Regions from separate parts of the Homo sapiens genome. Here regions 2, 3, 4 and 5 are each linked to region 1. Evidence: chromatin loops called from intact Hi-C (ENCODE). Cell type or tissue: gastrocnemius medialis. All regions are shown on one strand. Links, peaks and the distances in the headings refer to the core of each region. The heading gives the core; the rest is flanking DNA. Region 1 overlaps AOPEP (aminopeptidase O (putative)). Region 2 has its middle 9.5 kb from the start of MIR3074. Region 3 overlaps AOPEP (aminopeptidase O (putative)). Region 4 holds the start of MIR2278 (microRNA 2278). Region 5 overlaps AOPEP (aminopeptidase O (putative)).

What was found. Peaks named below come from ENCODE experiments on the same cell type or tissue, not always from the same donor. Only the 100,000 strongest peaks of a DNase experiment are listed, where the experiment ranks them.
Region 2: it touches region 1 in a loop (2.5-fold over the local background); 13 of 110 quality-filtered maps call a loop at or near these places.
Region 3: a loop joins it to region 1, with 5 times the contacts of the local background. A loop is called at or near these places in 50 of 110 quality-filtered maps.
Region 4: a loop joins it to region 1, with 2.0 times the contacts of the local background. A loop is called at or near these places in 12 of 110 quality-filtered maps.
Region 5: a loop joins it to region 1, with 2.2 times the contacts of the local background. A loop is called at or near these places in 28 of 110 quality-filtered maps.

The regions. Positions count from the first base shown.
Region 1 is chr9:95,000,737-95,006,534 of GRCh38, forward strand. It overlaps AOPEP (aminopeptidase O (putative)), which reads left to right. Exons shown (of 17, transcript NM_001193329.3): 12 at 4,422-4,484; 13 at 4,806-4,880. Among named protein-coding and RNA genes, the nearest start is that of AOPEP-AS1, 58 kb to the left of the region's middle. RefSeq lists silencers at 3,775-4,024, 4,035-4,224, 4,315-4,604. In gastrocnemius medialis, for the core only: a CTCF peak has its summit at 3,455; no DNase peak of the experiment used is centred there; H3K4me3 peaks cover 2,332 bases; H3K27ac peaks cover 5,000 bases.
Region 2 is chr9:95,092,678-95,098,475 of GRCh38, forward strand. It overlaps a transcript of AOPEP not described here. Among named protein-coding and RNA genes, the nearest start is that of MIR3074, 9.5 kb to the left of the region's middle. In gastrocnemius medialis, for the core only: CTCF peaks have their summits at 4,288 and 4,504; DNase peaks (open chromatin) are centred at 2,364 and 2,654; H3K27ac peaks cover 5,000 bases.
Region 3 is chr9:94,864,600-94,870,397 of GRCh38, forward strand. The region is part of intron 5 of AOPEP (aminopeptidase O (putative)); the gene reads left to right. Among named protein-coding and RNA genes, the nearest start is that of MIR2278, 58 kb to the left of the region's middle. RefSeq lists an enhancer at 1,521-1,690 and a cis regulatory region at 1,606. In gastrocnemius medialis, for the core only: no CTCF peak of the experiment used is centred there; DNase peaks (open chromatin) are centred at 1,562 and 2,792; H3K4me3 peaks cover 2,715 bases; H3K27ac peaks cover 5,000 bases.
Region 4 is chr9:94,804,951-94,810,748 of GRCh38, forward strand. The region is part of intron 5 of AOPEP (aminopeptidase O (putative)); the gene reads left to right. It overlaps MIR2278 (microRNA 2278), which reads left to right and starts at 5,012; the gene lies at 5,012-5,107. In gastrocnemius medialis, for the core only: no CTCF peak of the experiment used is centred there; a DNase peak (open chromatin) is centred at 3,269; H3K27ac peaks cover 3,727 bases.
Region 5 is chr9:94,911,820-94,917,617 of GRCh38, forward strand. All of the region lies in intron 5 of AOPEP (aminopeptidase O (putative)), which reads left to right. Among named protein-coding and RNA genes, the nearest start is that of AOPEP-AS1, 31 kb to the right of the region's middle. RefSeq lists an enhancer at 4,714-5,214. In gastrocnemius medialis, for the core only: no CTCF peak of the experiment used is centred there; a DNase peak (open chromatin) is centred at 2,552.

The DNA.
Region 1 (5,798 bases), core at 587-5,586:
AAAGATATAAATATTTGATAATTTTGCTCCTAATCCCTCTGTTATTTTTGAAACTTAATCCAACCTTGATTTTATTTCTAGACGTGTGTAGATTCCTACTTTTAAATTCACCCTGAACGTATGTTGGCAATAGAACGCTTCTGAAACCAGTGGAAGCTTCTGGAACTCTCGACCTTGTTTGGTATTGAAAGATCTTTCGGTTTCTTTTAGTGGATAGTTTTCCCTCCGCTGTGCCTGAGGGAATGTAATTTGCCATCTGTGGCTGTTTGGGAACATTGAAGAGCCCCTTGCTTGCCCTGTGGCCTTCCTGGTGCCTAGGAAGGCTGGCTCCTCTTCCTTCCTCTGTCCTGTGCCCCCTCCATGAAGTAGAAGCAGGAAGAGAAAACACACCCGTAACAATGTGAAGTTGGTCTCACTGTATTTTTCCAGTGATAGGAGGAATTTCTTCTTTGTCTAAGAAAAGGAAGAAAACTGAAAAAGGCTTTCCCTCCAAAAGTAATCTCCAATCAATCACGAGGTTAAATAATTTTAAAGCAATGGTATTTTCCTCAGCCTCGGACGTTGTCTTCAGCTATTATGAACTGCTTTGACAAAAAAAGTTTCTTAGAACAACTTCCTTTCAAAACATGCGTATCTACTGGATGAGGCATTTTTAAAGATACAATTCAGATAGAAAACATCTGTTTTAAGAGACAGCTTTAAAGTGCTTTTACTACATTCTCAAAGACAGTAATTAGAATACCTGTCCCCCACTATAGAATTCCAGTTTTTAAAAAAGCGGTCTTCCAGTTTCTCTACACCCTACCTTCATTGGCATCAGCCTGTGAAGAAGGGGAGATTCAGGTAGACAACAGGAGAAATGTGTTCAGGCTGGATTGAACACAATAGAAAAGTATTTTTTCCGTGTCATGCAATATGTAAATCTTTCATTCTAGATTAAATTCAGCTTGTAGCACCATGCTGGAATATAATTTTAGTGATTCATATGTGACAGAATTAGGAACCTTTCTCATTTCAATTTTTTAAAATTTATCGTTATTTACTTATTAATATTTTTTTGAGGCAGGATCTCACTCTGTTGCCCAGGCTGGAGTGCAGTGGTGCCATCATGGCTCACCGTAGCCTCTGCCTCCCGGGCTCAAGTGATCCTCCCACCTCACCCTCCCAGATAGCTGGTACCGCAGGCTAACACCACCATGCCTGGCTGATTTTTTTTTTTTTTGTAGAGACAGGGGTCTTGCTATGTTGCCCAGGATGGTGTTGAACTCTTAGGCTCAAGAGATCCTCCCACCCCGGCCTCCCAAAGTGCGGGGATTACAGGTGTGAGCCACCGTGCACAGCCTGTTTATAAAGTTACCCTGGCAATATAACTAATATCCCATGGTCTCCCTTTTGTAAAAATGTAAAATTCTAGCCTCTTTACAAATTAAGCATTTTAGTGGTGAAACAAACAGGAGGTAATTAGAAAGATATTCATTTTAAGACTTCTCCCCCTTGAAATTTTAGGTGTCCTTCATTTGTTCCTTTATCCTTCCATTCACTATATAACATATTTATTGAATTTCTAGTATATGCCAGGCAATGTTTCTGGTGGACTGAACAAAAATCAAGAACAAAAGATACGGGATCTCTTTCTTCTTGGGGCATAAAATCCAGCTGGGGAGAGAGACGTTCAGTACATTTTTAAAAGAGCTATAATAACTGAACATCACAGAGTGAGCCCTAATGTAAATTTGACTTTAGTGAATAATAATGTATCAATATTGGTTCCTCAGTTATAATAAATATACTAATGCAATATGTTAAATATGGGGAAGCTGGTGAGTGGGTACAAATATGGGAACTCTGCTTTCTGCTCAGTTTTTCTATAAACTTAAAACTGCTCTAAGAATCACTCTAAAGGAAATAAACAGAATGTTATTAGAAAGTATAGTGGAGTGACATAATTTGGACTGGGGAGTAAGGAAAGACCTTTCTGCAAAAGCGCTGCTTAAACCCAGAACTAGAGGATAAGTGGGCTACCACGCAAAGAAGAGATGGAAAAGCATTCTCAGTGAAGCAAAGTGGTATCATTTGAATTACCTTTGGACGTACCATTCTGGCTTCTCTGTGGAGGATGGATTCTGGGATGGCAATTGGGAGGAGAGTTGGGGGACAAAGGACAAACGAGACAAGAGGCAATTAGGATGGGTCACAGCTTTTGCTTCCTACTTAGCAAAATCCTAGAAGAGCAGAGTGACAGTAGGCTGTTTCCTTTGTTCAGCTCATGCCGGAAACCGTTAGGTTATCCATGATCTGGGTGCTAGGAAGAAAGGAGACTGTGTCAGTAGCAGAGCAAGACAGGGTTTCCAGGTCTCAGTTTCTAAGATCTTTCCAGTGGTTCAATGGGATTTATAGAATTAAGAATGTGTGTGTGTGTGTGTGTGTGTGCGCGCGCGCGCGCGTGTGTGACTGCAACCAGTTAAAAACTGCAAAGGGAAAAAACTTTTCAAATAACTAGTACCCAGCTGTTAACAACAGCTTTCATATAAGTCTGTAAGATTTAATTTGCAATAGTTGTCTTTATTCCTGTTACTGGACTATTGGAATTTATTTTGGATTTTGTTTCTTCCAAGACTGTATGTTGAAAAACTGTATTTAAGCAGAGCACTGTTTTAGTACATCAATATTGAATGGCTCATATCACAGTTTCTGGGGATCGTGAACTCCCAAGGAAAAAAATTCTAGTGGGTAAAAGGAAGTGCCTGCCAAGATAGATTTCTATTGATTGTGGAACTCTTATTAGCAGCATAAAAGGTTGAAGAGTTTAAAGTTCTCTTTCCCTTTAAAATTAAGCAGCTCAGAATAATCCACTTCACCATTTATAATTATTTACCTGCCTATGTGCAAGATTTCCAAACCATTAACTATTTATATATATTTCCTTTACAGTAAAAAATTGTATATGATGGCTGTACAGTCTATACTAAAAGATATAATAACACATTGAAAAATCTCTAGCAAATGAGCACACATTTCGTAGCACTTAGCTATTATAATAATGACGCAAAATGGTTAACACGTCTATTTATATTGCTCTCTAGATTTCAACTTTTTTGTATTCCTGGAAACAGTAAGAATCCCTCATTTGAGCAGACTTGTTGTTTGTTTTAGGAAATAGACATACATCATCCGTGTAATTTTAAGTAGTCCAGTTATGAATATGGAATGAAGGGATAAATTCCTGATGTCTCCATTAAGCTCCTCTGTGTAAAATACTCCATGGCAAAGTTGCTGCTATTTAAAGTAGTGAGTTTGATCTTGGCTTTGATCTAAACCTTTTGATCTTGAAAGAAGGATGGAGTAGCAATAAAGAGAGGGCAAGACAGATTTTCTTTAAAGAAATGTGATAAAGTTAAAGGGATGGTCAAGACCCAGCAAGCAACAGGACAACCCGACTCTCCGCCCCGGCCCGCCCTCACCGGCAGGCGGGTTCCAGCAACTGCTGATGCGGATGAGAAGGCCTTTGGCGGGTGGAGGAAAATCTTGGGGTATCGCACATTTTTATAAAGTAAGTGTAAACTTTCTCCCTAATTATGAAAACAGATTGACCCCTTCTTTTTAAATTCTACCCAGTGGTTCTGGGGGTCCACGGCAGTCTGAGGGCTGCGGGTCCACACTCGCGGGAGCGCGGGGCTGGGTTTCTCTGCGCCCTGGCCTCGCCCCCCGGGAGGTCACCTGCCGCTGCCCGGAGCCCCGAGGGGCCACTGGGAAACGTCTACTCGAGGGCGTAGAACCCGGTCCCGGAGAAAACTCCACTAGGAAAGTTACTTTCCCTGCGCGAAAGCCACCGGGACCAGGTTTCCGACTCCAGGAGCGCGCTACGCTGGCTACGGGCGGGGTTCCTTCCCCGCCACCGCTCCCTCCAGCCTGCGGCGGGCGGCGCGGGCCCCTCTCGCTGCCGGGAAGCCGCTCGCAGGGCGCGGAGCCGGGGGAGGGGTGGCGGGGGCAAGGTGCGCGGGGGCGCGGGGCGGCCGGAGCCCGGGGAGGGGTGGCGGGGGCAAGGTGCGCGGGGGCGCGGGGCGGCCGGAGCCCGGGAGCGGGAGCACGCCGTTCGTGGGGAGAACAATACAATGCCGGCGCGGGCGGGAGGGCGACCTGCGGGAGGCGGCGCGGCCGCTATACCTTTAAGGCAGGCCCCGCCCCCGCTCGGTGCCCGCCCGCCCGCCCGCGCCGCCGCCCAGGCCCCGCGCCCGCCGCCCGCGCCGCGCCTGAGGTGATGCGGACCCCGGGCGGGCGCAGGGCGCGGGCTCCGGCGCCGCCGCTGCGTCCTCCCCGGCCGCGGGCGAGGTACGGGGCGGGCACGCCGAGTTAGCGGGCGCGGGGCAGGGAGGCCGGGGCCGCTCCCGCGGTAAACTTGACTGTGTCCTCTTCCCCCGCAGCCGCTGCAGAGGGAGCGTCGCGCCGGGGCGGAGTGCGGGCTTGCGCGGCAAGTGCGCGCCGAGGTGAGTGCGGGCGGCGCGGTCCCTGCGCCCCGGTGGCGCCGGCGCGAGACCGCGGCTGGCGAGAGGCCCTGGCTCTGCGCTGCGGCGCGCGGGTGCGGGGACTACCCGCCAGGCTCCGGCTCGGGCGCGGGGAGCGGCCGTGACGAAGGTCGCGGCCCCTGCGGTGAGGCGCCCGGCGAGTTCCGCGGGCGGGCGCGGGTGGCCTCCCGAGGTGCGGGGAAGACCAGGTCGCGAGGCCGGGGGTCTCTGCTTTCTCGCGCTGGGGGATGGCCGTCAGGACCCTGTCGCCTTCTTTGAAATGCTGTGGTTTTTGAACCTCAGGTCACGAAATGGATTGGAGTGAACCGGAGACCCCGAAAACGGAAGCGCAGGGAGAAGGAAGAGGTGTTTGAAAAGGTAGGGGTTCCCGAGACGGTACTCGGTGCAGGTCTTGGTAAATCCGCTTCTGCCCCGTGAGGACCTGGTCATGACAATAGAGTAGTGTTTAATTTAAAAAGTTTTTGTTATAATAAACCATAGATTTAATATATGGGGAAATTCTACAGAAATATTGGTCGATAAGGCTAATGATCATTTATATAGTCTCATTAGGAGAGAGTAGCCCATGAAATTTGTTTCATGCTCATTAAATACAGCAATCGGACTTAAGTGGGTTCCATTATTATTTTAGATCAGCAGTGTTTATTATCTCAGTGTTAAGGTACCTCTGAAAAATGAAAAGTGTTCCGAATAAATCGCCCACAGTATTAGGTTTCCATGCTGTACTTTCTCTCACCTAGACTTTAAATTGGAGTCATCTAAGAAATAGAGAGAGAAGAAGAAAGAAGTGGATTACTTTTAAAACACTAGGAGGAATTTTATTTACTGTAAAGCAGATGAGAAATTTGTTTGCCCAAGTTTAGAATTTCAGTATGTTACTTTGCAGAAGTTTGGACTGCCTGTCTTTTGATTTTGTATTAAAACTTGATTTGTCATTGTAATATCATGAAATAAGGTAAGTAGCCCGTTGTTTTCTAAGTGACTTGCGGAAAACTCGTAAAAGTGAATAATTTTTTGACAAATATTACAGCAGATAGGTTTTTTTGTTGCTTTTGCTTAATTACATTTCACTGTTTTTTGATTCTTGATACCAGCAAGGGATTAAAATAGCGGTGTGTTTTTCTGCTGCTAGAATGTATGATGAATCACTCTTGATTCTGAAGCCAAATTCTTGCTGATAGCATTGCTGCCAATTTCTGTGCTATGTTGCCTTAGTATGGGCATTGCAGCGTCCGAGAATGTGCACAAAGCACATCAGAATAAAGGTGATCCCAG
Region 2 (5,798 bases), core at 468-5,467, 92 kb after region 1:
GGTGGGGTGCTGAAGCTGCCCATGGTCAGACCCTGACTCACTGCCAAGAGTCCTGAGTTCCAGAAAGTTCCTTTCTGCTCTCATAGTCCTCCCTTGCCACAACGAGGTCTGACAGAACAGAAGTGCGTTTCCTGACGACTGGATCGGACGCTCATGGCGAGCTCTGAAAGGCAGGAGTCAAGGAAGCCCTCTGTGGCTAAGACACCACACTCTTCACCCGTGATCCCTGAGGTTTCTGCATTCTGACCCTATGATTTAAGTCCCCAGGGACTTCAGCTGCAGTTATGTTTAGGGAGGGAGGCTCAGGAAGAACATGAATTACGGCATAACTCAGAGATGAGGCCGGAGTCCGTTTCAGTGATTGCTGATGGAATGGAACAAGTGTGCATTTATGTTGGGTTGTAAAGAAAACACAGATAATTTATGGGGAAGGAGCTATAGTTTGATGATTGTATCTGCTTTACTAAGTTAAAAGCGTGGAGGAAGTGACTGCAGAAACTTGGTTTTAGCACAGCTGAGGCAGAGGACTTGCGTACAGGAGGAAAGCCATGATGAGCACAGGGCCCTGGCAGATGGAGGATGGGTCTTTGGAAAGCTGGGTCATGGCCCAACAAATGTCAGGGCACATGCGTCCAGTCATAGTAAGTAGACTTTTTCTAGAAAATTCTGTCCAATGGTAGAACATAAGTCCTGTGAATAAGAAACAAAAGCACCACCACGGTGACTACGGTGCAAGGATCAGAGATGGCGCTGTCTCCTTTTAAAGTTACAGATGGTGCCTGGCCTCCTTCCCTTCAGGGCAGCGTTTAACGGCAGCCCTCTCTTAGAGCAAACAAAGAGTCTTCCTTTGCATACTTGATAACAACTTATTTTTCTCATAGATCACACATGCAAACAAATATAGGTAATATGTAAACAAAAAGTAAGTTTTCTCTGCCTTTTCAGCTAGTCTCTTCCCCAAATCACTATAATGAAGTTGATTACCGTCTCCACCCTGGCGCCGGCAAGCACGTGTGCAGGCCCTGCTTTATACACGGAGGGTGGCACAGTGTTCACACGGGTCTAGATTGGCACGTACATAACGCTCGCTTCTCTGTGTCGATGGCTGCATTGCATGGACGCGCTGTAACTCGAGAGGCAGTGACACCCCACCTTCTGGGGGCTTCGTTCAAGTCCCAGCCCTGCTAGATGGCCTCAGTGTAGCCTTGGGCACATTATTCGGCCTCTCTGTGTTTGCATTTCCTCCTCTGTAAGCTTCAGCTGACTTTGTTGGGTCAGTGTGTGTGAAGTGGACAGCAGGCCCGGGCTCAAGGGTAAGAGTGTGCACTTGCTTGCACGCAGGCTTTTCCTTTTTTTCTCTCGTTCCTCTCTCTCCCCCACCCCTTTCTTGCTCTTCTCCTTTCTCTCCCTTTCCTCCCTCTCTGTTTCCTTTCATTTATATCTTTATGTGAACCTCTGAGTTGCCCCAGTGGTTGTTGGCTGTCGCATCCTGCACACGCACAGGCGCCGGCATATCCACGGGGAAAGCCCTAGATGTGCGCACTAGTGTGGATCCCTGCAGTCTGCAGTGGAGGGAGTGGGGTCAGGAGAACTGGGTGTCTGCTCCTTGGAGAAAGGATATATAATCTTTTTCGATCTTAGTGCTTTTATTACAGCAGAATACACATAAGATTGACCAGTATAACCATGTGTCAGGACCCAGCTCAGCAGCCTCGGTGTCTTCATTGTTGTGCAGCTCACCACGATCCGCCTGCAGAACTTTTTCATCTTCCCCAGTGAAACGGGACCCATTCAACACTCGTGCCCCACTTCCCCTCCCCCAGGTCCCTGGGAAGCACCATGCAGCTTCCTGTCTTTGAGGCTTGCCTGTTTTAGGGAGCTCATATGAGAGGATTCATAAAATCTTTGTCCTTTTATGTCTGGCTGATTTCATTTAACATAAAGTCTTCCAGGTTCCTCCATACTGTGGCGTGCTCAGGATCTCTGCCTCTTTTTTCTTTTTTCTTTGAGACAGAGTCTCACTCTGCTGCCCAAGTGGAGTGCAGTGGCACGATCTTGGCTCACTGCAGCCTCTGCCTCCTGGGTTCAAGCAATTCTCCTGCCTCAGCCTCCCGAGTAGCTGGGATTACAGGTGTGCGCCACCATGCCCAGCTAATTTTTGTATTTTCAGTAGAGACGGGGTTTCACCATGTTGGCCAGGCTGGTCTTGAACTCCTGACCTCGTGATCTGCCTGCCTGGGCCTCCCAAAGTGTAGGATCTCTGCCTTCTAAGGCTGAGGACCATCCTGCCATACACACAGACCACGTTTCCTTTCTGCACTGGCTTGGCTGCTGGCGGATGCAGCTGTCTGCCTCTTGGCTGTCCAGGAGAGTGCTGCCAGGAACATGGCGTCCAGGATTTCCTCAGCTGTTACTTTGCATTCTTTTGGGTAAACATCTAGAGGCAGAATGGATAGATCAGAGTTCTAGGTTACCATACTGTTTCCAGAGTCAATTTTCTATTTTGATTTTTTTCACCCTATCTTACGGTGCTGATAAATTTGGATGTTTGACAGGCTGTCCTCCGAAAAGGTGGTACCAGTTTCCTGTCCCTTCCTCTGCCTGTTCCGCACTCTGTCATCAGCATGGGGAGCATCAGCCTTGAGTGTTTCCCAAGCTGCCGTGGAGATGGTTGGGAGCACCTGGGCTTCTGCCACGCTGTGGAAAAGCCCCTGCCGTCCCGTTCCCTGTGTCGTGTGTGTCCCTGCCCGTGCGTTTCGAGCTGGCAGCTGTTTCCTTACTGATGTGTAGAAGAGCTTTAGAAGTTAGGAAATTCGCTTTTTTCATGTGCTGCAAATACTTCTTCTTCCCTCAGTTTACCATGTGTATTGAGATACTTTGGTGAGTTTGCTTTTGATTTCTGTATGGCCAGTTTTACCCACCTTTTCTCCTGTGGTTTCTTGCTTTTGCGTTGGGCATGGAAAGGGTTCCCTGTGGCAGACACAGCCAAGGGAGATGCGTGGGGGGTCCCCACGGCCTGGCCTGAAAGGAGGCATGGAAGTCCGCAGGGATGCGCTGGAGCCTTGGGTCCCGCCCCCTCTTCGTGAGATCGGCATCCTCTCAGCTCCCCTTCCTCCCTCCAAAGGACTGGAGAGTCTGCCCTGAGGCAGTGACCTGCACGCAGGGGTGTGGGTGGGCCGGGAGGGAGTGGCCGGGGCTGGACAGGGTGTGACCATCTGCAAACCACTGAGGAACAAAGAAGTTCTAAATGAAAGACCAGAAAATGCTTTCTGCATTTTGGGAGGAGGGAAGCTTCAATTTTATAAGCGAAATCCTTATTTATCTAAGTAAGTAATGCAGCATCTCCCCAGAGTGGCTGCAGCCTCCCTGCCTCTCCGAAGCAGGGGAACTGCTAGAGGCTTCTCAGAACACACAGATCCCAGAACGAGCCATGCTCCAGATGCCGACGCTGGGAAAGGCAGAGGGCTGGGGAGCTTATTCTGTAACAGTTTTACTCCTGATACCATCTTTTCCCCGTTGATGGCAATGTCTTTATCTTATACTAAATTCTGTACATGTACACGTGATTTACTCGGCGGGAGATGATGTCTGAAACCTAGGCAGTGAGTAGCGGGGAGTGACAGAGGGCCAGCTTCCTGGCTCCCCGACGGGCTGGATGTGGAGGTGGGAGAAAGGGAGGGGTCAAGAGTGGCTTCAGAACTCGCCCTGAGTCCCTGGCAGGATGGAATGGCCATCGGCAACATGGGGAGCTGGTGGGTGCGGGAGGTGGGTGGAGCAGGTGGGCCCACCTGGGATGTGGTAAGCAGAGAGGGTCTTCACACCGCCAGTGGTGATGCCCAACAGGCGGCGGGCTCTCCGGGCCGGTGATCCAGGGGCAGGTGTGGTCCCTCTGCCTAGAGATGCCATGTGAAGCCACGGGCAGGACAGGGTCCAGCCTCTAGGTGGAGTCCAAGGGCGCCCACCAGGAGGGGGTCAGGAGAAGAGGAGGAGCATGTGAGCTGGGAGGAGGTCGGCCCATGAGGCCTGAGAGCTGGCCGCTGGCTGCAGCCACGGGGGCCCTTTCAGCCCCACCCATGTTTCCCTTCATGAGAACCTCACACCAAAGTATGTGTCAGTGCGTGGTACGCTTCACTTTCAGAGCTTGCCTGGCTGTTCATGAACGTTTACTGTCCATATGAATGTTGGAATCAGGTTGTCTATTCGCTGTGTCTACAACCGTTAGTGTCTGTGTCTAGGATGTCGTTCCAGAGGGAGAGGCCAGCAGTTACAGCAGTACCCTCGGTTGGAAGGGGATTGGGCAATGTCTGGAGAAAGTTTTGTCACCACTGGTGGAAGGGGTGCACCGGCACCTAGTGGTGGAGGCCAGGATGCTGCCAACACCCTGCAGTGCACAGGACACCCCCACAACAGGGAGGCATCTGGTCCAAAGTGCTCATGGTGCTGCATTTAAGAAACCCAGATTTAGGTGCCTACAAAACATCTTTCTGAAAAGGCTCACCTCTGCCTGTTCTGGTGCTGGCTGCTGGGCTGTTTCATGGGACGCAACCTTCTAAAATGCTCTGGCATAGGCTAAAGTATAGATGCTGTAATGAGCTGGAGACATTTTTATTGTCTCCATTTGCCCAGTGTTTGGCCCCTTCCTGTAGTTGGGTGATGCTTTTGGTGGTATCCAAGGTACCCAATAACGTTAAAGAAGCTGAAGCCAGATGCGTGATTTCCTAGCATCCCTGGCAGGCCTTTGACCCAGGCTCCTCCATCTGATGCACCTGGGCAGGGGTGTGGAAAGGAGTGGGCACAAGGGCCTTTCTCCCGGCTGGAGTGGGGTCCGGAAGGGCTGGGCAGCACGACTGGCCTTGCCAGAGCATCTGAAGCAAGGCTGGGACTGCTGCTGGCCGGCTCACACCAGGCCTCATCAGCCCAATACCTTTTTCATCAGTTCCCCTTTACTTTCAGCATTCAGTGCACGTTTCTGTTGCTTGCAACCAAAAGTCCTGGGTGAACAAATTCCCTGCCCAGAACAGCAAGTGCAGTAAGACACCATGACAGGAGCGGGAGGGAAGGCCTTTGCTATGAGCTCTCCATTACCAGTTTGGGCTTGAGGGGTGTGATTTGGACCCATGGTATAAACCAATTGTGGAACTGGATTTTAGGAGGAGGCTTGAAGACATGTTATGTACTTACTGTATCTTAATTTTTGTTCTTTGGTTGTAAAATGGCTTAGCGATGATTAATGACTTAGGATTTTTCGACAAAATCTACGGATTTCCCAACATTTGGCAGAGGGAAGAACTTTAGCACCCGAGCCCCCGGGCTGGGGGAGGTGGTCCTGGGCTGGAAACAGAGGAAGAAAAAGGCGAGGGGAGAAGCACGGGGAACTGTTTCTCTTCTTCCTTGGAAAGCAAAAAAATTTTGGATTCCTTGTTGAATAAGGAGAACATTCCTCACATTTGCTCCCACTGTGCAAATCCTCCAGTGCATCCGCCGTCCTCTGGGCAGCGTAAGGCCAGGCTCGGTTTTGACTTCCCAGCATTTTGGGTGGATTCACTCTGCCAGGCTCACCAAGGTCCCTTCTTCTCTGGCTTCCCTGTCAAGACCCCATTCGTAACTTCTCCACTTCAACAGAAAACTCGGCTTCCTCCCATCCCCTGGACTAGCTCCCATTTCTGTCCTAGCTCCCATTTCTGTCCTAGCACCTTGTCCCACCACTTAGACACCAGGCAGGACAGGGTGAAGAACAAACCACGAAACCCTGCCAACCATGGCTGCTCCAGTGAGAGGCTCCTCAGGAGTGTCTTAGC
Region 3 (5,798 bases), core at 567-5,566, 140 kb before region 1:
TCAGGAGCCATTTATTTAAACATGTAAAGACCATTAAGAAAAGTGTTGTCAGTAATAGAAGAGACTTCTAATGGTATGTGTTTAATAAAGCAATGTAATTTATAAAATACTTAGAAAAATATTAATGTTTTATACTTTTTTCCCAAGGTAGGAATTTTTATTTTCCTGCATTTCATACACAACAGTATAATTCAGTTATTTTAATTTTATAATAGGTTGCTGTTAGAGCCAGATCTGTCTTTGCAGGAGAGATTTTTTTAAAATGTGAGTAAAACAAAGAGCCATCAGCAACACTTGTGTGGCTTTGATTTGATGTACTTTTTAACACTCCACGCTGATTTCTGGAGTCTTGTACTAAAATTGCTTAGGGTTAAGGAGCTATTTTATACAATCTTCATTTTACGACTCCTTCATTAACACACACTCGAGTAATTTTCTAGTGTCTAACACTAATTTTCAGCTATTTAAATCCATGGTTTATCATCTCCTAACTATGATGAAGACCAGAATCTGGAGAAAAAAGGGAATCTGCATTGTTTGGAATATCTTTAAATAAGAAATCCTAGAGAATGGTTCTGGATTTTACATGTAGAAACGTTAATCAACAGCAATAAACTCTGTGCTGACGACATATTTAAAACAAATGAGGACTTAGGAAAAAACAGGAAATTTGACCAAACGACTCTCCTAGTAACAGGTTTTGTGTGTCTTTGTTAAGAGCATCGCAGCTTGTTTTAATTCTTTTTTTACTTCCTTTCCAAAATTTGATGTTAAGTTTCTTCACAGTTTTATATACAGCTTTTATTTAATAACCACTCTTCACTTCAAACGAACTGATTTCTGTAACAGGAATTACAAATGAAAGGAATCTGTAATGAAATTGAAATGCTGCATTTCAGTCCATAGGCATATTGGTGTTATAAATTGCTGATTAGTGAGTCTTTTGCTAGGCTAGGGCTTAAACTGCTTTCAAGCCCACTTTTAATTGGTAACATTACTTGGCATTTTGTAGGGTGGAAATGCCTTTTGCTTACCATTCTTAGCCTTATTTTTATATTCTTAATTTAAACTTGACCCTTTGTTGTCACTGTAATGCAAGAAACCATTCCTGTTTAATCTTGGACAGCTGCATATGTTTAGAGACTATATGCATAGGTTCTCACAGAAATCTGACCTAAAACAGACAGATGTTGGAACTCTTATGTAAAAATCTATTCTAAACAATCTGGGCTACTGCTAGACAGGAATGCCAAACATTTCCAACCGCAAATTATACTTGATAATAACCACCTTGATAGCAGAAAGCAGCAGACCCCTGTTCCATGACAGGATCTAGAGGAAGGTAACAGGTCTTTGGCATTTTAACTCAGATTTGCTACATTTACAGAGATGAGGGCCATTGCAAATGGCATCATTGTGAAAATTAGAAACTATTAATTTACGTACAGAAATTCTCCGAACACAAAAGTCTTTATTCTCTTTTTCCATGTAACCAGACCGTAGCAAGGAGTCACTGACTGGGAAGCAGGAGTCGGCCTGAAGCCAGGAGGGCCGAGCACACAAAGAGCCATGTGGCTCAAGGGGGAGATGGACATGCGTGCCCTTTTCAAGTTTCTGAAATCAGTGTATTTCTGAAGAATCATTTAAATAAGCTCACCAGCGTGTTTTATTTTGTGAAATGTGGGGCATGCCGGTTATGAAATGGGGACTCTGAAATGTGATACATCCATCTTAACCAGCTCAGGGTTTATTCAATTCTTCCAGCCCTAATCCTATTAACTCTCATGCACAAAGGAAATACAGGACTCCTCTCTGATGATTCTACCCAGGCCTCCTGGCATTTGGAAACCAAACTTTAAATTTTACAAATGATGTCTACTAGTTCATTAAAAACTAATCATAATAATGTTTTTAATAAACTAATAGGCTTTACATGTAAAATCTAAAATTTGAAGGTAGCTTCAAGCATCAAGGAAGCTACCTTTCAAAATTTTAGATTGTTTACTTTAAGAAAAGGCATTAGAAGAGATTGATGATTTCAATCAGTATATAGAATTGTAGGATTTTTATAAAAACAATTTATTTGAATATGGAAATTTTTGGTGTGAAGTACATCAAATATAAGTCTTTTTCAAACCAAATCTTTGGTTTTACAAATAAAGCTTATTGGTTGATTAAAAATACAGCCAGCATCAATGTAACCAGTGTTCAAATTGGATTTTTTAGACTGTTTACTTAAGGGATTTTGAAGAGTTTGGTGACTCATAATCAGTTTATAAAATGTGAGGATTTTTTAATAGCAGCCTTATTTAAAATAAGTCAAAATGTTGGTGTGAAATGCATGAAACTTATTTCTGGCTGTATGTCATTTGGACATAAATCTAACCCAGCAAAATTCCAAGATCTAATTATGATGCTATGGGAAGCTAATCTCATTGCAGTGAAGATGAGCTAATGACACATTAGTCCATATTGTATTATATACTTTTCAGTCTGCTGCCTGCTATTTTGATTAAATTTACTTCCTACCATTCAGATTTGAAACAGCAAAGCCTTTCTGTTATTACCTATCAAGTTTATAAAGCTTTTCTCTGAAATTTTGAAGTGTTTTAGATTTCCTTCACTTAACAAAATTTTATACAACGCTTAATGTAAAATCACAGAAGATTTGCATTTATCCCCTTTCTGTTTAGAAGTACTTGCTATTTCCAGGTACCAGGCTGTAGTCAGCACGGCCCACTCTCGGCCGAGGTGGCCTGGAATGTCTAGTCATTTCAGTTTACGTAACAGTTTCCCTGGCCTGTTTGCTTTCAGAGGTCACTTCAGTGTCAGCCTCAGCAGTCCACGTATAAGTCTGCCTGTTCCACACGATTCACAGAGGGAAAGAAAATACTGTATCTGAGGCATTCTTCCTACTTTGCGTAGCCCATATTATTTGAATGTACATTAAAACAGTGATAACATTCACCTCATACACTGAAGAGTAGATTTGCTTTTCTTTCTGATTTCTTATTCTGTCAGACTCTTTTCCTGACTGGAAGACACCTAGTTTTCTAGCCAGGATAGCTGAATGCTCCCTTTGCAAACACCTTGGCCTGAAGTTAGAATGAAACTGTAGTCAGCACCCCTTATCATTCTTCAGAAAGTCTTCCCAGCCCTGATAGGATCTGTTCTGATTCGGAATATCAGGGAACATTTCTTGGTGAATAAACCTGGCTTCTTATATACTGGTGCAGTCACTTCCCTGTAACGAGGTAATTTAAGCCAGTTGCCTTTCATTTCAACCATGTCAAAGTATCAAATAAAGCTATAACTTCAGACCAGCCAGGAAAATGAGAGGCCGGACAGAGTAACATGTTTATAATATAAATCCTTCCTGTTTTCTCAACCCATGCTCCCCTGGCTGTTTTCCATTCTGACAGAACACTCTGGAGATTTGCCTACAGACAGTGACCACCAATTTAAAGATTTGTTGATGACTAAGAAAAATTCCAAAGCTGCAAATGAACGAATCCAATGCTGACTAAAACAACTGACCAAAATTACTAATTCCTAGGCTGCTTTAGCACGAATGGTCATAACAACTGGGATAGCAGGCCTGTGTCACTCATTCCCTAGTAAAGCAGCTTGGAGGCCACAGGTGACTTCCTCTTCTTTCCAGACTGAGATGTACCAGAAATAGTGCAGTTCACCAGTTTGGGGAAGGCAGTTGTCTGGGAGTAATCATACCTGCAAATCACTTGATCTCAAGGACTGTGCTTGCTGACTTGAGAACATCTATTTTCTTCAATTTTAGATGTAACACGGCTACCTTGTACTCACTTTGAGTCTCACCGAATTCCCGTGCATTGAGGGTCCACTGGAATTCTTTGTTCATGGGCATTTTGACTGCTAGTATGGATGAGGTGGTGAGAAATGGTGGCAGACACACATAATTTGTGTGTCCCATATTTTCATTTTGCACCAAGCTTCTTTGCTCCCATGCATGCTCCATTGCTGCATCAGATTTCACTTACAAAGCGTAGGTCCAAAGATAACATTAACAGGAGTTTCAAGACAGTGACAGCAGATCATTAAACCAAGTGTGGGATGAGTGGGGCCTTGTGACTACACAGGCCAATGCAGTGGAAGCTCCCTATGTTACCTTCCCTGATTTCATTCCTTTCCCTGCCCCTCTCCCAGCAACCACTATAATTTTCTATTCTCATGTGTATCTTTATTATTTTACTTCATGTGTATTCGGAATGTATTTAGTATTGCTTGCCATATTTTAAAACTTAATGTGGACAGTGTCATTAGGAACCTGCAGCTTGTTTTTTCCTCTCAAAACGTTTACTGTATGTTTTTGGCCAGGCATGGGGGCTCTCGCCTATAATCCCAGCACTTTGGGAGGCCAGTGCAGGTGGATCACTTGAGGTCAGGAGTTCGAGACCAGCCTGGCCAGCATGGTGAAACCCCTTCTCTACTAAAAATACAAAAATTAGCTGGGCATGGTGGTGTGTACCTGTAATTCCAGCTACTTGGGAGGCTGAGGCAAGATAATCCCTGGAACCTGGGAGGCAGAGGCTGCAGTGAGCCAAGACTGCGCCACTTCACTCAAACCTGGGTGACAGAGCAAGACTCCGTCTCAAAAAATAAAAATAAAAAATAAATAAAAATAAAGACATTTGCTGTATGTTTTAAAAATTTGTCCATGTTGCTGTGGCAATAGCCTTTGTGTCCAGTTTAATTTTATGTGTCTGAAGTTCCAAGTTTTTGATCCTTTAAGTTGTTGACTGTTAGTGAATGCCCTATTTCTAGCTTGGGTGGGGTGCATGTAGTGATTAGCTTTTGAGGCTGTATTTAACCAAAAATTTGTTTGGAGACTTGAGTCATCAACCCTTATCTGTTGTATTGAGTTTCCACTCAGCCCATTGTCTGGGCGGAATGTGGGCTGGAAAAGTTTACTAGTGTCTCTTGGCAATCAATTGCTGTGGGATGGCACAGCCCACATAGAATGGGGTTGGTAATGTTTTTTGGGTTAGACCATTTACCTTCAAATGAAATTGAATTAGTGTAAAAGGAAGCCTGTAGAAATATAGAATCAAAGCCAGATACGGCTCGTGTTACCCAGAAGCAGAATGAATGATTACTTATCTGTAGAATGTCATCTGAGTACAGCGTATCTGCTGTGAATCTCTCTCCACAGATTTTTCCTTTAGGTAATCATTGCCCAATCTCATTATACTCATTACTTTTTACAGTTTGTAATATTAAGTGTGACCCTTTGATAGGAGTGGCATTATCAAATTGATTTCTCCCCTAATAGGAAAGATGGAACATGATTGGGCACTTCGTCCTCAGGCAGGAGAGGGAGGAATAGAAGCCATGAATTTTTTTTTTTTTTTTTTTTTTTTTTTTTTTTTTGAGAAAGAGTTTCGTTCTTATTGCCTAAGCTGGAATGCAATGGTGCGATCTCGGCTCACTGCAACCTCCGCCTCCTGGGTTCAAGCGATTCTCCTGCCTCAACCTCCCAAGTAGCTAGGATTATAGGCACACGCCACCATGCCTGGCTAATTTTTTGTATTTTTAGTAGAAACGGGGTTTCACCATGTTAGCCAGGCTTGTCTCGAACTCCTGACCTCAGGTGATCTGCCCGCCTCCGCCTCCCAAAGTGTTGGGATTAGAGGCGTGAGCCACCGCGCCCAGCTGAAGACATTAATTATTTTAAAAGGGAAGGGGGGCAGTCAAAACATGAATTTTTTTAAGGAGAAGAGTATCGAGAATTAATAATAATCATTTTCATTTCTAGACTACCA
Region 4 (5,798 bases), core at 272-5,271, 200 kb before region 1:
GCACTCCGGTCCACAGGCCTCAAGGTGGGAACCACTCTCATGGGTTGGAGGAGTAGAATGAAGGCCAGGATGGTGGCAGGTCAGTGAGGTCTTAAAATGGCTTTCCTTAGCCCCGTTCTTAGTGAGCTTGGGTGCCAGGAGCAAGTGAGTCACTAAGAAATGGCAAGATTAAGTCAGGTCCATCATTCTAGGCAGACGGGTTATGGGAAGAGATCAAATTTTTTTTTTTTTTTCTTGGGACCGTAGATACCTATACCATCTCCCGACTGGCTAATGAGAACCTGATTGGCTTAGCAGCTGCTGTTCTTGAGCAGAATTCTCCATGGCTGAAGCTATCAGAACACCTGGCACCCAGACGGGCAACCGTCCCTTTGTAGAGAAGGGAGAAGTCTCAGATCACCACGTTTTCTTCCCCTGGCAGCTGTTGATTGATTCTTTGCAAGGGTTTTTGACATCGTTGGTCACAGAGAGGGAAGCTGTGTCTCATCCTAGTTTTATTTGCTCATCCTAGTTTGAAAGGTTTTTTGTTTTTTGTTTTTTGTTTTTTTTTTTAAAAAAAGCAACAACAACTGAATGAAAATAGGATTGACAATTAAAGACCATAGAAAAAATTATCAATTATTAAAATCTTCACAACATGCTTCACTATGAGGAAAAACTATAAAGCTCCCTATTACACAAGGCTTATTCTTAAAAGGTTTGATTGTGCAATAAAAGACTTCTGAATGTTTATACTAGTTCCTGACTATTGCATGCACAATTTTCTTAAGTACCTCAATTTGCAAATAAACGGTATGCACGTACATGCCCAAGAATGAATGTAACCAGCCTTTTCCTCCACTCCCTCCTCCCGGGTTAGACAGGGTGTTGTCCTGTTTATTCTTATCTCCCAGCCAATGTGTAATAGAATAAGCAAAACATAACATGCTGGTACAAAGGGCCTGTTGTTTTCAGCTTTCTAATTATGCTCCTTTCTGCTGGGGAAGGAAGCAGTCATAAATTTCTGTCATTATCTTAAGTAGCAAGGTTTCACAGCTTTGAGAATTTTTCTTTGTTTGTTCTTTGTTGGCTTTACTTGAATTTTTGATCCCTCAAACCAAAACCACCCTACTTTTAAACAATCCTTCTTTAGATTTCAGGGGATGTGACCCCCTGATTTCAAGGCAAGATGCAGCCATAGTGATTCTTTGCCTCAGGAATCAGATTTTGAGCCTTAAATTAGTATGCCTTTGAATTCACCATGGCTGCCAACTTCTCTACTTTCTCCGATGTGCTGCATATTTTTGTTTTGTGTGTGGGTTTTGTTTCTTGTTATTGTTGTCGTTTCTTTCTCAGATTTTAATAAATTCTCAATTTTCTTTCTGCATGGATTGTTTTTTAAAAAGATGTTGAATGGGCATTTCTTTCCCCTGTTGTGTGGTATAACTCTTCTCTGCTTTTTCAAACAGGTGGGTGTGAATGATAGAAAGCAGCTCATACCATCCTTTTTTTCTGTAAAATTTTAATCCCTTGTTTACTGGCAACCCTGCTGTTGCTGTAGAGATGAACAAACAGAATGAGTTGTGAGCTGTGAGGCACATGCAAGGTGATTTATGCCCATGTGTGCTTCCCCTTTGTTGCTTTCTTTGTGTTCACTTTCTCCATTTTCTCTTTTATTTCAATTATCCTTCTTGAGAAAATTATTTGACTTTATTTGCGTCCTATGTTATAGGTAGGGGCTTTCCCCTTCTAATGTGTTCTGGTTCTTTCATTTTTGTGTTCCTGAAATAGTAACTGGTATTCATAAAGTGATGTTCTTCTGGGACCCTGAAAGCCCTTGGCCAGGATTATTTTGTTCGTCTTGACAATACCACTTTGTACTAAGCAAGGTAGGTAGTGAGAATGTGTGTGTATGTTCCATTTTTTACAGAGCGGGTATTAAGAGGATATATAATGTCCCAAAGTCACTTAGAAGCAGGAAGTCAGGGAGACAAGTAAAATGGCCTCATCTTGTGATGGCTGTCAAGAGTCTGGTGGTCCAGACTTAGGCAAGGCTGATGTGTAACTGTTTCTAAGGCAGTGAGTGCTTGATTTAGGGTCTCCACACAGAAACCATACTGACCCTGTGAGTGAAGATATCATTGAAGATCAGCATTCACTGTGGGCTGGCTTTGAGGCAGCCATAGAATCTGGATACCAGGCAAATTCCTGGATCACATGAGTTCTTGGGGGCCAGGCTCTCTCTCTTCTGTTGGAGCAACAGGCAGAGTGAACTCACAGCTTTTGGGTTAACTAGAATCTTCTTTTTGCCATTAAACAGCTGTGTTGCTTGTCAGATCGAGAAGTAGCATCTTATCATCATTATACCATGATTCTTCACCCTCTGAAAGATTATGCTTAAGTGTTTGGTTTTCTTTGAACTGTTCTCCCCACACAAAGACTGACAGTCCTACCTTCAGAGAACACTGCTGGGGCCATCCTTCAAGAGAAATTGTCAGGCCTTTGAAAGGCCTTCCTGAAGCAATCATTCCTCTACCTGCGTTTGTAATCTCTCTATTGATGTCATCCTAGGTTCCTAATGTCTTCCAGTCCTTGAGCCTGAGACGGCCAGTCAGCACCACCTTGCCATTTTTTCCATTGCAAAGAAAAGGCTTTTTCCCCCGCCTTGCCACTTATTTCTTTACCGAAGCATCATTACTGAATAGAACATACACACTCCCTGGGTGAAAAAGAACAATGGAGTTCAGTGCACAAAGTTACCTAACTTGGGATATTCCCAATCTTGCAAGCTCTTTCTCCTTATACCACTACACAGAGTGAGCAAATACTACCAGCTTCTGTACTGCTGATGTATGCATGTGGTCATGGAGCTATGTAAGTATTTCTTTTAAGGGTAGATTTCTTTTAGGGAAAACACCAACTCTGGAAAGTCCTCAGGCAAAGTACAATGTGTGAACAGCTCTGCTGGAGGGAATATTGCCAAGATGCAGCTGGAGCCCACCTCTGCGCCATAGAGGCCTGTTTGCATAAAGTGGGTGAGAAATTGCCTTGTCTCTACATTTCACCCCTAATAAGTAATTGGAAGAGTGTCTCAGCCACCTTTTCTTTTTTCTTTCTTTTTTTTTTTTTTTGAGACGGAGTCTCACTCTGTTGCCCAGGCTGGAGTGCAGTGGTGCAATCTTGGCTCACTGCCACCTATGCCTCCCAGGTTTAGGCAGTTCTGCCTCAGCCTCCTGAGTAGCAGGGGCTACAGGTGCACGCTGCTTCGCCTGGCTAATTTTTTGTATTTTAATAGACACGGGGTTTCACCATGTTGCCCAGGCTGGTCACGAACTCCTGAGCTCAGGCAGTCCACCTGCCTCGGCCTCCTGAAGTGCTGGGATTACAGGCGTGAGCCACCGTGCCCAGCCTCAGCTTTTCTTTAAGAGAAGTTTAACATTATTATATTAAAATGCCACAGATGTGAGGGGGATGCCCCCTTCAAAAATGGATTACTTTTTTTTAAAAAAAATTGAATACCAAGTGGGAGTTGAGGTACATTGCACAAATCCGCCCTGATTTAACCCCAGAGTGGAGCTCAGAGTAGAACATGTTATATTTCTTGGTTAACTAACCATGCTATTTATAGAGGTGACTCCTCGGAAAGTCTAGACATTGTTCCCAGAAGACAGAATGCCAAATCTGCAGTCATTGAACAAACCAAATCTGCTCCTACCTTCCCAGCTAGCTTGCTAAGAATAATCACCTCCCTGTTTCTCACCATAAAATGGAAATCTTGGAACTTCATTCTAAGAAAGTGTGAATGATATTTGGGTTCCCCAGCCAAGACTTGGGGTAGGCAAGGAGGAGGAGGTGCTCCTGTGAGCCTGGTCCTACCCACCCTTGGCCTGTGCTCCTTGGAGCCCACCTTGCTAAGTTGTTGGAAACTGTGGTTGGCAGGTCCTAGTTTTTGAGTAGGTCTCCTCTAAAAGGACATCTTGAGGACCTAAGGATGGTGCTTTTCTTTGGGAATGAGCCAGCTGCAGTTTTTGCCTTTTTTCATAGATGTGCAATCTTAGAACATCCTATTGAAAGCGCAGTTGGAAAGGGGTGGATGGACAAAGCCAAGAACTCACTCGACAAACATGTATCAACGGACAGGTGTGATGAATGCTGATGATGCTGTGGCCATGAGGAAGTATAGACCTTTAGCCTAAATCTAAATTGGGAGTTTCTAAAGTTGGTTTCAAGGAAGACTAGTTTTATGGAATGTTAATAATGTGGGAAAAGGAACTGTAGGTTAATTAGTTTAGGAAATAAATGGATTAAATAAACTTAAAAGAGATTCTTTACTGGAGGGCTTCTAAGAAAGCCTTTAATATTCTTATGATCCTGATTTAATATCCTGGTATATCTGTGCATCTTGAAGACAGAGACAGGATAAGCAGTATTCCCCCAACTGTTGTGTCGAGGGAGCCCTTTTTACAGTGAGCATTTCATGGAACCACTGTGGTTTCAAAAAAACCACCTCCTCAAAACACACTTTGGGAGATGATTCTATTCAGAAATATCTGGGAGTCCATGATACAGCTGGAGATGGAATTCGCCTTTCATTCTGTCAGTGGTGAGTGAGGACCTGACCTGCATGCGTCAGGCCCTGGGCAAGGGCTTTGCTTTACAGCAGTGAGGAAGCACAGGTCCTGCCCTCTTGGGACTCACAGTTTGGTGCAGGAGGCCCCCATGCTTTTCTGTTTATAGACCTCTTTTTGAGCAATTACCCAATTCATATATCTATATTTATTTATTTATAAGTTATATGCATTTAGTACAATGTTAATATATTAGGTACACTATAAAACACATACACAAAATAGAAAATGTAAAAGGATGAGAAAAAAACAATTATGAAAGTAAATTCTGTCACTTTTATCCCAAAGAATTGGCACGTGCCCTGGGCTCCCTTCAGCTGCCTGGGCCCTACCCTGGAGACTGACTCAGTGAATTGAGCCGCAGTCTTGGTATCTGGAAGGCTAACAGGTCTTCCCAGCTGATTGTGCTGCAGGTGTTGGAGAGCAGTGTGTGTTGCCTGGGGACTGTGTGGACTGGTATCACCCAGACAGCTTGCACTGACTCCAGACCCTGCCGTCATGTCACAGGTAAGAAGGTCAGGAAGAGGCTGGAGCGTGCCGGTGAATGGGTGAGAAAGCTCCCTGGTGAGGCTTCCTGCTTTTCTGTTGCTCAGAAGGAGGCCGTGCTTCCTAGGAACTGCATCCAGTCACAGGCGGGGACTTTGGGCAAGTCACTGGGCCTCCCTGGCCTAATTTTCTTCTCTGGAAAAGTAAGGGGGTGATTTAGAATAACCCGCAGAATGTCTTAGGGCCCCTACATTTGATTTAATCAGGGTTTTTTTGTTTTTTTTTTTTTGAGACAGAGTCTCGCTCTGTCACCCAGGCTGTAGTGCAGTGGCGCAATCTCGGATCATTGCATACTCTACCTCCCAGGTTCAAGCGATTCTCCTGCCTCAGCCTCCCGAGTAGATGAGATTACAGGTGCGCGCCACCACACCTGGCTCGTTTTTGTATTTTTAATAGAGATGAGGTTTCACCATGTTGGCCAAGCTGGTCTTGAACTCCTCACCTCAAATGATCCACCCACCTCAGCCCCCCAAAGTGCTGGGATTACAGGCGTCAGCCACTGCGCCTGGCCTTTAATCAGGTTTTTTATTTCAACAAGGCATGGGGGTGATTCAGTTTCGTTCAGCAATTTAAAATACATGTATATTTTCTTTTTGATGTAAGAGCTAGTTAGATCATGAGGCTTGGATTTTCTTGGACTCTGTG
Region 5 (5,798 bases), core at 540-5,539, 89 kb before region 1:
GAAAAGATGGACCTCCCAGGGTATTTGTCTGTTTTTAACTTTTCATTGCAGTGTAAAACAGAAAAGTATACATCTTAGCATACAGCTTGTTGGATACAAACTGTAGACATCCCTGTCACTAGCACCCTGACCAAGAAATGCACATAACCAGCACTCCAGAAGACCCCTGTGCCCCTTCCAGTCAACCACACACACAAGGACTTCCAGCAGCATAGATTTCAGCCCAGTGAGACCTGTGTCCGACTTCTGACCTGACGAGCTGTAAAATAATAAATTTGTGTTGTTTTAGGCCACCGTACTTGTGGTGGTTTGTTGCAGCTGCCCTAGGAAACCAATGCACTGATGCTGCTGGCAAGAGGGAGAGCCAGGAGTTGACCCCCAGCTCTGTCCCCAAAGACCGAGTTCTTAAAAACCACTAGAATAGATAGTACCGCTCTTAGCTTTGTTAGGTGTTTGGTCATTGGTGAGGGTATGAAGGTAAAATGAAAGTGCAAGTGCCAGCCAGCGTGCAGTTAAGTTGGGTACTAGGTAGCCAGTGTCTTTGAGGTACTCTGACTTGCCCAGCCCCCGACCCCCATGCTCAGAATGTCCCCTGCCTGGAAAGAAGGAATGTGATATGTTACTAACACTTCAGTGTGAGTTGAGTGCGTTATCTCTTCCTAAAGTATTTGCGTTCTAAAAGATGACCTAAGTGATGACTTTCTGCTATTTATGAGAAAGAGGGCTACACTACGGTGCCATGGCTGACCGTGTGAGACCCAATTCCTTGTCCATCTTCCACTACAGAGTCAGAAAACACCAAAAAGCATCTTTCCCATGCTGCCTTAACAGCTAGCAGAGACTAAAGAGTAGGAATCTCGGCTATGGGCTCCCTGGGAAAAGTTGCTTTCCTGATGAAAGGGATCGTTGTTGCTGGCACAGCGCGTTTCTTCCATGTTAAACACGAACATGGTGCATGAAGGTGTAGTGGTCAACCCGTGAGCATGAGGGGCAAGCATGAGGAAAGAAGTGCACACAGGAAGGATGGAGAGTGGGAGTATAGCAAGTCCTCCAGCTCCCGCTGCACTGCCAGTCACTGCACCAGCCCCAGCAAGGTCTTGTCACTCCAGTGATATTGTTTCAAGAAAGGAAAAACCTCTCCAGTGTGTGCCAGTGTTCATTGTATTTTTTGTTACTTGCAGCTGAATACATTCCAAACAGACCCGGGTGCCTTTCAGATCACAAAAAGGTAACCACCTAGGAATGGGGACATGGGCAGGCAGAATTCTTTAGAATGAAAGGAATTCCTGGGATCCTTGCCCACATTTTCACCACGGTGAACACATGCAAAGAATGATGAGTCAAGGGAACCATCCAGAGAAATGGGATTGAGCTGTAGATATCCAATAAACCTGATGCATTCCATTTGGGGAGAAGAAATAGAAGGCTCATAATTTTAAATGGAAAGGTTAGTTAAAATCAGGAGACTTTGGAGAGACTTTGGAGAGACTTTTATTTGTTTATTTTTGTTTCTGGTGAGGTTTATTACCTTTCAGAGGGACATGCTGTTAAGTTGAATACCTCTGAGGATGACCATCTGTCACATATTTTCCAGGACCACCCTGGGAAATAAGAAGGATATTGTCTCCTTATCTCGACAAGCGTGCCATGGTGGTCTATCCATGGAGTCATAATTTGAGATTAGGAAATATGCTGTTATTCTTAAAAGTTCAATTATTTATGAATCCCCAATAGCCAGGTGATCCCTTATACTTAGTGGCATTTATTGATGCAGATGAGTACTTTGAAAAATTAAGAGAGACATTTACTTTTTAAGCTACCACTAAGACGGTCTCTGACCGGATAAAGATAACTTGAGCAGGCGAATTTGTTTAACAAAGGTGGTGACATATATTGTGGCAGCTGAATGCCCCCTTACAGCCAAGGGAGAACAATCAGTGAATTCATTCGTTTAATTCATGAATTTTCCTTCTATTTACACTTTAAACAAACATGCCAGTTGTTTGCTTAGTTAACAAGCTCTGCCTTCATTATAAGCCATTAGTGGCTAGTAATAACTGAAACTGTGTTTGGATTTCACAAATACAATAAACCCAATTAATTTCACCCTTAGTAATATGGAATTTGTCTGATCAACCTGAGCTAGGCAGAAGTTTGTGTCTTTGCCCTTTGCATGAAGGGTTTGCTAAATCATCTTATAGCCATAAATAGGAATTCTTCATAAGAAAAACTAAACAAAACAGCTTAAATCCTAATGCTTCTAAGGGGCCAGGCAGCAATATAAATTAGTGAATGGGTTGGATAGAGCATCCTCTAAGAAACACTTGGTCTACTTTTGATGGAGACATGGATGTAAGAAATATTTCACTTTTTAATCCTGTGATAAGAAGGAAAAAAACCACACACATGATTATAAATGACAAGGAGGCTCAGCCAATGGCAGGGAGACGGGAGGGAGAAGTTGGGACCACAGCAAACTGGAGAGCCCAAGCCCTGTCTGAAAGGACCAGCTCCGATTCAGCTGCAGTTACTACATAAGAATGCAGGCCTGTGATGAGGGACTCCAAAGCAGGTTTTGCCTGCTTCTCGGATTTCACCAGGATGAATCATAACAGGGACCTGATAAAATCCTATCTTTGAAATGCTCTGTAATGCTTATTATTGTTCTTAGGAAATGATAAAATATTGCCCTTTGGCATTAGACGTGTGTGTGTGTGTGTGTGTGTGTGTGTGTGTGTGTGTATGTACAGGATAAATATGTGCCCACTTCTAAAAAAGACCTGGGCCTAGTGTGGCCACATCTTTCAAATTTTTAATGTAATGTCAAAATCTGGATTTCTGGATAAAATCTTCCCATTTATAAACTTTGGCAATGAGTTTTTGCTATTTAAGCTGATGCTGTGCAGCCACCACAGTGCAGATCAGCAGCTCTCAATGTGGTCTCTGGACCAGCCACATTAGCATTACCCGGGAACTTCACAGAAATGCAGGTTCCTAGGCCCTACCCAGGCCTACTGAAACAAACTCTCTTGGGGTGAGGCCCAGAGATCTGTTTTAACAAGCCTTTCAGGTAGGGCTGCCAGCTTTTAGCAAATATTTCATGGAACATACACCAAAAAATTATTCGTTGTTTATCTGAAATTCAAATTTGAGTACGTGTGCTGTTTTCTTATCTAGCGGACCTACCTCCCGGTGCTTCTGATACCCGCTGGTGTTGATCAAGCAAAACATGTGTATGAGCCAGGCTGCTTGTGTTTGAATCTGCTTTGACACATATTAACTCTGGGATTTTAGGCAAGTGACATAATTTCTGTGTGGCTTGGTTTACTTACATGTAAAATAGGCACGATAATAATTTCTTCCTCATGGGGTGGTTGCTGGAATTGAATGAGTTAACGAACATAAAATACTTAGAACTTTGCCTGGGAGAAAATAAACAATATATGTGTTTAGTATCATCATTTTATTTTTTCTTTTCTTTCTGCTCTAATCATCACCGCTCCTGCCACCACGCAGCCATCAGGGAATATGAGAACTCATCTTCCTTCAATTCTTTTTTCCTGGATCTAACTTTGATTTAGCAGAATTGATTCTAACGTGCTATTCCCCAAGGCCACTCTGTTGCTTGTTCCTACCCAGAGTTACCCTTCCTTTGAAATCTGGTTGACAGTATGGCGGTCTGGCAGGGAACCCGCTCTTGCCTCCACCCCGACGTCCTGCTGCCTGACCAGAGTTACCCTTGCTTTGAAATCTAGTTGACAGTGTGGTGGTCTGGCAGGGAACCCACACTTGCCTCCACCCCAATGTCCTGCTGCCTGAACTCTGTCAGCCGGCAGTGCCTCTGTTGCGCTCAGGCCTCTTGTTGTACAGACCAGCCTTGCTACTTCGTGTCTGCTTTCACCAGCCCAGCAGGGCAAGTCAACAGCTTCCTGACCCTACCTTGGATTTTCAGATTTGCAGAGGGCCTGACTGGGGCTTGGCTTCTTGCTGTCAGTTGGGGAAACAATGAATGCCTTCCTCACCAATTGAATTCTGAGTACACTTTAGGAAATCCCCACAACTTTTTCCAGACAAGGAACATGGGAAGATTTGATTTGTGGACCCAAAGAGTGTATTTCAAAGCAAAGCAGTCACCAAACTGTCCTTGCTGAGAATGGCTGCAAGCTGCCCCAACGTGTCCCTCCATAAAGCAGCCCTCCAGGCCTCCACACCGCCACACGGGACAGACTTGTGCTCGCTGTGAAAACCACCAGGATGAGCTATTACGGCTCTCAGTTGTGCCATTTTATTGCTGTTCTGGAAATGGAGCAAAACACATTATTTTATTAAATAAAGATTTTCCCTGTATCACAGTGGAGGCTAATTTTATTAGCTCTTTTTATGGGAACAAACATCATCGCCCTGATTGGGGAGGACGGAGGTGGGGGCCGTGGGGAGGTGAGGGAGTGGAATCACATTTTGTCATCTGCGTGCTCCAATGAGGCTGCCGACATGTTTTAGTTGGTTACTCACATTAATTACTTACTTACCAGAAGAGTTCCCCAGATCCTGCAGAAAATACACAGCTTTCATTCATAAGTAATTTATAGATGATTCAAAAGACATGTTCAGGGCCAGGCTCATGCCTGTAATCCCAGCACTTTGGGAGGCCGAGGCGGGCAGACCATGAGGTCAGGAATTCAAGACCATCCTGGCCAACATGGTGAAACTCCCGTCTCTACTAAAATACAAAAATTAACTGGGCATGGTGGGGCACACCTGTAGTCCCAAGCTACTCGGGAGGCTGAGACCAGAGAATTGCTTGAACCCGGGAGGTGGAGGTTGCAGTAAGCGCCAGTGCACTCCAGCCTGGGCAACAGAGCGAGACTCCCTCTCAAAAAAAAAAAAAAATTAAATAAATAAATAAATAAATAAATAAAGACATGTTCAGTTACAATAAATATTTGTTCATATTGTGTGGGTATGGGTGTGTCCCCTGACAACCAAAATCTATAGTCTCCAAAATGTATAACTAAATGAACAGAATGTTCAAAATTTGTTCAAAAACAAATTTTTTGTTCTCATCTATGAGATTCTGGAATGTTTAAGGCAGAACATGTACTGTCACATTGAGAGAGGGAAAGGAGTCCAAATCTAGTTGAAAAACTGAATAAAATACTGTTTCTCCCTCTGATTCTTTAGCTTTGAAACCTGAGACTTTCACATGCAGCTTTTTTGATGACCATAACCGGCAGAACCTGCCCCCACCCCACCCCCAGGCTAAGGCAGAGCAGCTGAGGCAGGTGAGGCCAACTCCTGAGAGTCAGACAGCAGTGCTGCCCTGTTCCGTATGCAGGGCTGAGGTCTCCACAACGTTCTCTCGGGATGTGTTGCCCTGGGGTCAGAAGGGATGTATCCGCTGCTCTGCTGGTCAGTAGCTGAGCCTTCTGTATGGTCTGCAGAGCTGCCACTGAGCCAGAGGTGGTCTCTGTGTTTCCTAGACTCAAGGTGGTCTCCATGTTTTGTCGTTGCCATGCTGTTTTTCCTGCTAGCAATAGGCCACAGCTAACGCTAAAGCAAATGGTGAAGCTGGCTACAGTGTTTTGTGTCCCCAGCCTCCCCTTCCGCCCTCATGCCTCTCTCCTCCCCAGTGTCGTCTGTGCTGTGTTTTGGAGCCTTTCCCTGGCCCCCATGAGCACCCACCTTGAACCTTGCTAGGATCCAGGTATCTGTCATTTACATCTCCATGTGACATGAAACCATAAGCCTCCTCTGAGAGCACTTAGAAGTTAAACCAGATCATAAAGCTGGAGCTCCTA